Regions from separate parts of the Homo sapiens genome. Here region 2 is linked to region 1. Evidence: chromatin loops called from intact Hi-C (ENCODE). Cell type or tissue: Calu3. All regions are shown on one strand. Each heading gives the region's core, and the rest is flanking DNA. Links, peaks and the distances in the headings are about the cores only.

The links. Hi-C counts contacts between places; a loop is a spot of excess contacts. Peaks named below come from ENCODE experiments on the same cell type or tissue, not always from the same donor. Only the 100,000 strongest peaks of a DNase experiment are listed, where the experiment ranks them.
Region 2: a loop joins it to region 1, with 7 times the contacts of the local background. A loop is called at or near these places in 1 of 110 quality-filtered maps.

What each region holds. Positions count from the first base shown.
Region 1 is chr4:75,246,606-75,251,009 of GRCh38, reverse strand. No RefSeq gene overlaps it. Among named protein-coding and RNA genes, the nearest start is that of LINC02483, 110 kb to the left of the region's middle. In Calu3, for the core only: no CTCF peak of the experiment used is centred there; no DNase peak of the experiment used is centred there.
Region 2 is chr4:75,179,376-75,183,779 of GRCh38, reverse strand. It overlaps LOC100506253 (a long non-coding RNA gene), which reads left to right and starts at 2,484. Exons shown (of 3, transcript XR_109812.5): 1 at 2,484-2,976; 2 at 3,315-3,369. RefSeq lists an enhancer at 2,233-2,733. In Calu3, for the core only: no CTCF peak of the experiment used is centred there; a DNase peak (open chromatin) is centred at 2,599.

The DNA.
Region 1 (4,404 bases), core at 195-4,194:
CAGATATACAAGGAAACTTTGGGAAGCGTGACACTTAACTTTCTGTAGTCTCTCACTTAAAGGAAGGTACAGAAAAAATAAGTTTTGATGGAGGGGGTGGAGGAAAGCCAACATAAGATGCACCAGAGTGGACTGTCTCAAAACACTCTTTAATTCTCCTACTGTAGCCCATATAGGTCCACCTCCCAGGGTACAAAGTGAGGTGGAGATGGGTTAGTAATTGATTTGTGCAGGGAGAGGGCAAATTGAAGATATCCAGCACAACCTCAAAAACTACAGAACAGTGCTAGTTGCATACAGTTGTGTTAGCTTATTGAGTGAGGAATGCTACCATTAACAAAATCTCTTCTTGACTATTTTGACTTTTATTCTCTGTTCTTTCACCAATACTGTCAAAGGATAGAGAAAAAACAGGAAGAGAAGTCCTTTGCCCTGACTCCAAGCCAATTCTCATACTCTTGATAGGTCTGTTCTGGATTTCACTCATCTGTCCATTTATCCATCCATCCATTTTTCCAAACATCCATACAATAAGCATATTTTTTCAAGCATTGGCACAATTTATTTTGTACCAAGTTCTATGCTGGGAACTGGGTATAAAAGAGGGGAAAAGTACTCAGTGCCTGCTTTCAAGAATCTTGAAGTCTTATGTCAAAACAGACATGCAAATAAATGATTATAATGTGATAAATATTAAAATTATAGACATCCATATAAAGATCATGGAAAAGTAAGGTGTAAACCTTCACAGTGAAGAAGTGATGCTGGAGTTTATACTGGAGTAGGAGCTTCTTATATGGCTCCTTTTGATGAATTAGAAAAAGGCACCCTGTCTGGGAAGACAAAATAGACAAAGGTAACCCTGCCACCCTGGACACAGTCTTGAGCCAGATGCAAGCACTGGTGAATCAAATTCAGGCTGAACGTCTCCTCCCAGGCCAGGATAATTTGTGCATCCTTCAGATTGTCCAGCTTTATGCGGCAGCTCTGTCCCTTAGATCTAATTCTCCACAGGCTGCTATATCAGGACTTCCCTTTCATTGGCTTAGTCTAAGGTCCTCCCAGAAAAGTGGATAGGTAGGTGGGTGGGGGTGGATATCAGCTTAACTCCCTCAAAACAAGGAATAAAAGAATTTTTTTTTGAGCCAGGTGGTGCTGATGTAAACTGTTATTTTTACTGCTTTGTCAGTGTGCCAGCAGATTATAAACAATCTGAACTTGCTCTCTATATGAGTGAATTCACATCTCAATACTTCTGTTGTTTCTTCCCTTTTTCCTTTTGAAGACTTGGAATAAAACTTCCATAGAATGAAGCAAATTTGATGTCCTTATTTTATTTCTTTTTTTGTCAGTAAACCATCAGGCAAAAGGATGCAATCTAAGGGAATTTATTGACACAGTCTTGTTGGAAATTGTGGTAGAGATTTAGAAAGCTCAGTCTCTGCAGTTGTTTATGAATATGGTAGTCCCCCTTATCTCCGGGGAATATTTTCCAAGAGCCGCAGTGTATGCCTGAAAACATACACTGCTTTTTTTCCATACATACCTTCCTGTGATAAACTTTCCCCTTTTTACTCAAAGGAAGCACTTTATGGCTTCTCTTTGGCATACCTGAATTGCCAGCATTACTACTTTTGTGCTTTGGGGCCATTATTACATAAAAAGAAGGTTATTTGAGCACAAGCACTGTGATACTGAAGTGGGTGATCTGATAACCTAGACAGCCACTAAGTGACTCATGGGCAGGAAACAGCACAAATACTCTGGACAAAGACAGGATTCTTGTCTTGGGCAGGAGGGAGCAGAGCACAAGATTTCCTCACACTACTTAGAACAGTGTGCAAATTAAGACTTAGGAATTGTTTATTTCTGGAATTTTTCAGTTTACATTTTCCATCCAAAGTTGACTGTGAGTAACTGGAATCTCAAAGGTAAACCGCAGGTAAGTGGGGACTACTGTCACTGCAGTGAGTTGCAGTGTTCCATTATTTTTTATTTCACAGGATGTTAGTGTTTGCGTATAGGGAAGGTGCTCAGCTTATGTAAACTAATAGAACCCTTTATGGTGGCCTGGTCAGGAAACAAAACACCATTTGAAATGATTGGAGTCATTTCTTACACATTTCCCTGTACTTGCAGCAGTGAGAAACTGGGCCACACCTTTGAGTGTCATTTTTTTTTTTTTTTTGGTATTATTCAATACATTTCTGACACAGGTTTTGGTTCAGATACATAGCTTCTCTCTACACAATGTGAATGATCATTGTGTTTTATTTTAATTCTATCTTTTCTGTCCAAGAGCTCAAAGGGAGACAAATCAGTTTTTCCATTCAGAAGAGTAGGAATGCGCAAAGTGAGAAACACTGGGGGAACATGGGGGAACAGAAGGCAAAGGAGACAGAGGTGTTCAGGTTGTTACCACAGGGTGCGGTGGACAGCAGACAGCTTTCTTATGGGCAAGTCACATGGGCTCTTGAGACTTAGCTATCTGTAACATTACCCAAATTAGAATGGGATTCGTTGCATTGCTTTCTTATGTCTTTGGCTTGATGCCAGTGTCCAGCATGCTCAAGAAATCTGTTTGTGAAAAGCAAGACAATAGTCAGCAAAGAAATGGATTCCATTCTTGGACAATGGAATTTTTATTCTTACTTTAGAAGGTATAATTTCAAGTGGCACCCCTGGTATTTGTGTTCATTCACAAATTTTGATGATGTTCTATTAAGACCCATGTTTCTTGCTTTTTCTTTAGAGAATAGTTGCCTCCGTAGCTTATGACTTCTTCCGCTGTACAAGGCAAAAGTTGGTCATTTTCTGGTCAATTTGTTCATTAACAACAAACAACAGTTTAAATCTGTCAGGTGGGAAATCCACATTGCCTAAATTAGCTGGATAACTGCAAAGACTCCTCTTTCCTTGAGACCGTTAGAAGTGTCTCTCATTGTTTGCGAGTGGCTGGCAGTCTTCAACACCATGACCCCCATACTACCTTTGACACCTACTTTTTAGCACACTGCAGCTCTGCGCACATGCCTGTAACCTATTATAAATGAGCACAATTTGAGATGAGTTGGTTGGAAAAAGAAGAGTAAATTTCATCTTCCTAAACCTATAATTTCTGATTTGGTTTAAAATTGGAAGGATTTAAATAAAATCTAGCTAATCAACAAATATTTAATGACTTCAACTATGTGCCAGGCACAAGAGTATATAGCAACGGACTTTGAGACAGGGGCTCAGTTCTCATGAAACTTGTCATCTAGGGGAAGAAGACAGACAACAACTATAAAATAAACAATGCAGTTTCAGATGGTGATCAATACTGGGAAAAAATGAAATAGAGTGATGTGCCCGTGGGAAGCTATTTTACGTTGGGTGGTCAGGGAAAGTCTTTTTGAAGAGGTGACTTTTGATTTCTTAAGCTATGATTTATTGTTATGATTTATATGATATTGCTATGATTTATTTCTATGCTAGCCTGAGTTTTATTTCTATTAACTCATTCAATCTACACAGCAGTCATATGAGAAAGTACTATTGCCTCCTTTCTATAAAAGAGGAAACTGAAAGATCCATTTGGAGACTTGACCGGGAACACACTGATGGGCAATTGTAGAGCCAGATTTGATCTCAGGGAATTTAGCTGCAGAATCTGTGCTTATAATCACTACATATATTGCCTGCCTTAAGCTGAAACCTGAAGGACTGAAAGAAGCCAGCCAGGTAGAGTTGAAAGCAGCTGTGTTAGGCAGAGGTAAGAGCCAGTGGAAAGTTTCTGAACAAGAAGGAGTTTGTGGAGTCTGAGGAGCAGATCAAAGACCACTGAACAAAAGCAGGAGCAGTGGGTGATGAGGGCTCAGAGCTCGGCAGAAGTCAGACCATGTAGGGCCTTGCAGTTCTTGGTAAGGAGTTTAGATGTAATTCTAAGGAAAGCCATTACAAGAAGGGAAGCAGTTCTGCCTTTAGACTGAACTAGAGGGGCCCCTGTCCTGGGCTCCATGCTTTAGTAAAACACACACACACACACACACACACACACACACACACACACACGTGCATGCACATGAGATTCTTCAGGCTCTAGGCATTGTTTAACAGTGAAAATGGTGATACAAATGATAATCTATAATCTTACATTAAAATGGTTTTAATACTTTCTGCAAAGCAATAATTATATGCAGCCTCATTAAAACATTTTAATGTAGTAAATACAATTTGAGATTTATTTTTGAATCTAAATGTTAACTTAAGAATTTTATTGGCTGGGCATTGTGGCTAACACCTGTAATCCCAGTGCTTTGGGAGGACAAGGTGGGAGGATCACTCGAGGCCAGGAGTTTGAGACCAGCCTGGGTAACACAGTGACATCCTATCTCTAAAAAAAAATAATTTTATTGACAATCC
Region 2 (4,404 bases), core at 323-4,322, 67 kb after region 1:
TTAATTTCCATGTATGTGCATGCTGTTGAGGGTTCATTTTGGAGTTGATTTCCAATTTTATTCCACTGTGGTCTGAGTGAGTACTTGATATAATTTCAATTTTCTTGAATTTGTTGAGATTTGTTTTGTGGCCCATAATATGGTTTATCTTGGAGAATGTTCCATGTGCTGATGAATAAAATGTATATTCTGCAGTTGTTGGGTAGAATGTTGTGTAAATATCTGTTAAGTATGTTTGTTGTACAGTATAGTTTAAATCCATTGTTTCTTTGTTGGCTTTCTGTCTTTATGACCTGTCTAGTACTGTCAGTGGAATATGGAAGTCCCCACTATTATTGTATTGCTGCCTATCTCATTTCCTAGGTCTACTAGTATTTGTTTTATTAATTTGGGAGTTCCAGTGTTAGGTGCATATATATTAAGGATTGTGATATTTTCCTGTTGGACATATCCTTTTATTATATAACATCTGTCTTTGTCAGTTTAAACTGCTGCTGCCTTAGTGTTTTTTTTTTTTTTTTGGATAGAAGAATAGCTACCCCTTGTTGCTTTTGGTGTCCATTTGCATGGAATAAGGTAAAGGTAAATCCCTTTACCTTAAGTTTATGTGAATCCTTATGTTTTAGGTGAGTCTCTTGAAGACAGCAGATACTTGGTTGGTGTATTCTTATTCATTCTGCCATTCTGTATCTTTTAAGTGGAACATTTAGGACATTTACATTCAACATTAGTATTGGGATGTGAGGTACTATTCTATTCATCATGCTATTTGTTGCCTGAATATCTTGTGTTTTTTTCTTTAATTTTTATTGTTTTTTTTTTGTAGGTTCTGTGAGATTTACACTTTGAGGAGGTTCTATTTTGGTGTATTTTGAGAATTTGTTTCAAGATTTAGAGCTCCTTTGATCAGTTCTTGTAGTTCTAGCTTGTAGTGGTTAATTCTCTCAGCATTTGTTTATCTAAATAAGAGTATATTTTCTTCATAAATGAAGCTTAGTTTCACTGCATACAGAATTCTTGTATGCAGCTGATAATTGTTCTGTTTAGGAGGCTGAAGATAGGGACTCAATCCCTTTTAGCTTGTAAGGTTTCTGCTGAGAAATCTGCTGCTAACCTGATAGGTTTTCCTTTATAGGTTATCTAATTAGTGCTTTTAACTCATGGCTGTTAAGATTCTTTCCTTTGTCTTGACTTTAGATAACCTGATGACTATGCCTAGGTGATGATATTTTTGTGATAAATTTCCCAGATTTTCTTTGAGCTTCTTGTACTTGGATGTCTGGATCTCTAACAAGGTCATGGAAGTTTTCCTTGATTATTCCCTCAAATATGTTTTCCAAACTTTTACATTTCTCTTTTTCCATGGGAACACCCAGTATTCTCAGGTTTGGTCATTTAACATAACCCCAAACTTCTTGGAGGCTTTGTTCATTTTTTAATTTTTTTTGTTTTTTTTCTTTGTTGGATTAGGTTAATTTAAAAACCTTGTCTTTGAGCTCTGACATTCTTTCTTCTGCTTGTTTGATTCTATTGCTGAGAGTTTCCAGTGCATTTTACATTTCTCTAAGTGTGTCCTTTACTTCTAGATGTTGTGATTGCTTTTTATTTATGCTATCTATTACACTGATGATTTTTCCCTTCATATCTTGTATTACTGTTTTGATTTCATTAAGTTGGACTTCACCTTTCTCTGATTCCTCCTTGATTAGCTTAATAATTGACCGTCTGAATTCTTTTTCTGGCAATTCAGGGATTTCATCTTGGTTTGGATCTATTGCTGGTGATCTTTTGGGGGTGTTAAAGAACCTTGTTTTGTCATATTACCAGAATTGTTTTTCTGGTTACTTCTCATTTGGGTAGGCTGTGTCAGAGGAAATATTTGGGGCTCAAGGGATGCTGTTCAGATTCTTCTGTCCCATGGGGTGCTCTTTTGATGTAGTGCTCTCCTCCTTTCCCTGGGGATGTGGCTTCCTGAGAGCCAAACTGGAATGATTGTTATTTCTCTTCTGGATCTAGCCACCCAGCAGAGTTGCCAGGCTCTGGCCTGGTACTAGGATTGTCTACACAGAGTCCTGTGATGTGAACCATCTTTAAGTCTCACAGCTGTAGACACCAGCACCTGCTCTGGTGGAGGTGGCAGAGGAGTGAAACAGAGTCTGTGAGCGTTCTTAGTTGTAGTTTTGTTTATTGCAGTAGTTTTGTGTTGGTTGGCCTCCAGTCAGGAGGTGGCACTTTCAAGAGGGCATTAGCTGAGGTAGTAGAGGGAGCATCAGGTGGTAGGTGGGGCCCTAGAGCTCCCAAGAGGTTAAGTCCTTTTTCTTGGGCTATCAGGGCAGGTAGATAAAGACCATCAGGTGGGGGCAGGGTTAAGCATGTCTAATTTCAGACTCTCCTTGGGCGGGTCTTACTGCAGTTACTGCGGGGGAGGGGGGGTGTGGTTCTCAGGCCAGTGGAATTCTGCCCCCGGGGGATTATGGCTGCCTCTGCTGTGTCATGCAGGCCACCAGGGAAATGGGTGAAAGCTGGCAGTTATAGGCCTCACTCAGCCCAAAAGGCTGGTTTCACTTTCACTGTGCTCCCTCAACAGCACCAAGTTTATTTCCAGGCAGTGGGTGAGCAGGGCTGAAAAGCTGCCCCAGGCTACCAGCCTCCCAGCTGAGAAAGCAAGCAGGGCTTTTAGATTTCACCTCTCCCCACCTACCATGGCTTCTGTGCTGTGATTGCACTCCTGATTCAACCCCTCCCCTGATTTCTGTCGGGGAAACTTTGCATTCGGTCGAAATTGTTACAAAGTTCAGCTGGAAGTTTCCTTCCCTGTGTGGTTTCTTCCCGGTTCCTCTGGCAGCCCTCCCCAAGGACTTCTGTAAGACAAAGTCGGAAGTTACTTCCTTGGGGACCGAGAGCCCACAGGGGTCTTCCTACTGCTTCTTCTACCCCTGTATTTCACTCAGCTCTCTAAATTTGTCTCAGCTCCAGGTAAGATCAAATCCTTTACCCGTGATCTGGAACTTCAGGTTCCCCAGTGAGAGTGTGTGTTTGGGGGCAGACAATCCCCCTTTCACACATTGGGCACTCACAGTTTTTTGGCTGTCTCCAGGCGCCCTGCAGGAGCAATCTGCTTCCTTCAAAGAGTCTGTGGGTTATCTCAGCTTTCCTGTTCTTCTTGATTTTTGAATGTGTAAGGGTAACTCTAGAATTTTTCTCATCTTTGAATAGAGGACATGAAATTTTCTCTCCATGGTCTAGGGAGAGTTATGGCTCCAGGAAAGAAGAGAAAATGTATTATATTTCCCACTTCTCTTCTATCTTTGCAGGAAGGCAGGGATTTCAACCTGGGCAACAAGTCCACAGAACATGAGATTTCTGAAGGTGAGTCACATAGAACATTGACTGGGTTGAACTCAGGTCTGGACAACAATTAAGTACTGTAAATCTCTTGGAGGATATAGGCTTATTTCTTAAGTTATTATTACATATAAATGATAATATATGTAAAAAATATATAAATAATGATAATATATATATTTATATGTAAATGATAAAATAAAATATATATTTTATAAAATAAAAGATATATCTTTGATAAAATAAAATAAATGTAAATGATAAAATATATTTTTCAACCTAAAATTGCAATATATATAGTTGACCCTTGAGCAACACAGGTTTGAACTTCATAGGTCCACTTATAAGTGGATTCTTTTTCCATAAACGCATTGAAAAATTTTTTGGAGATTTTGACAATTAAAAAAAACAAACAAACTGCAAAGCATAGCAATATAGAAAAAATCAAGAAAAAGTATGTCATAAATGCATAAAATATATGTAGACAGTAGTCTATTTTATCACTTACTACCATAATATACACTAATCTATCATTAAAAGTTAACATTTATCAAAACTTACATACACAAACACAGACTGTATATGGTGCCATTTGTACTTGAGAGAAATGTAAACAAATAAAAAGATGTAGTGTTAAATCATAACTTCATAAAATTAACTGTAGTGCATACTATACTACTGTAATAGTTTTATAGCCACCTCTTGTTGCTATTGTGGTGAGCTCAAGTGTTACAAGTATCCACTTAAAATGCCACCTAATGCTAATCATCTCTTTGTAAGCAGTTTGTCTCTCCAGTAAATTGTGTATCACAGTAAAAAGCTGTCTCTCAAGTTTCTTGTTTATTTTTCATCATGTTTAGTACAATATAATACACCTTGAATAACACCATGGGACTCACATGAAGTGTGACTAGTGATGCTGGAAGTGCTTCCAAGAAGCAGAGAAAAGTTATGACATTACAAGCAAAAGCTCAGTTGCTTGATAAGTCCCATAGCTTGAGGATGTCAGGTGCAGTTGCCCACCATTTCAGATAGGCAATTCATCTTGTAAACAGACGA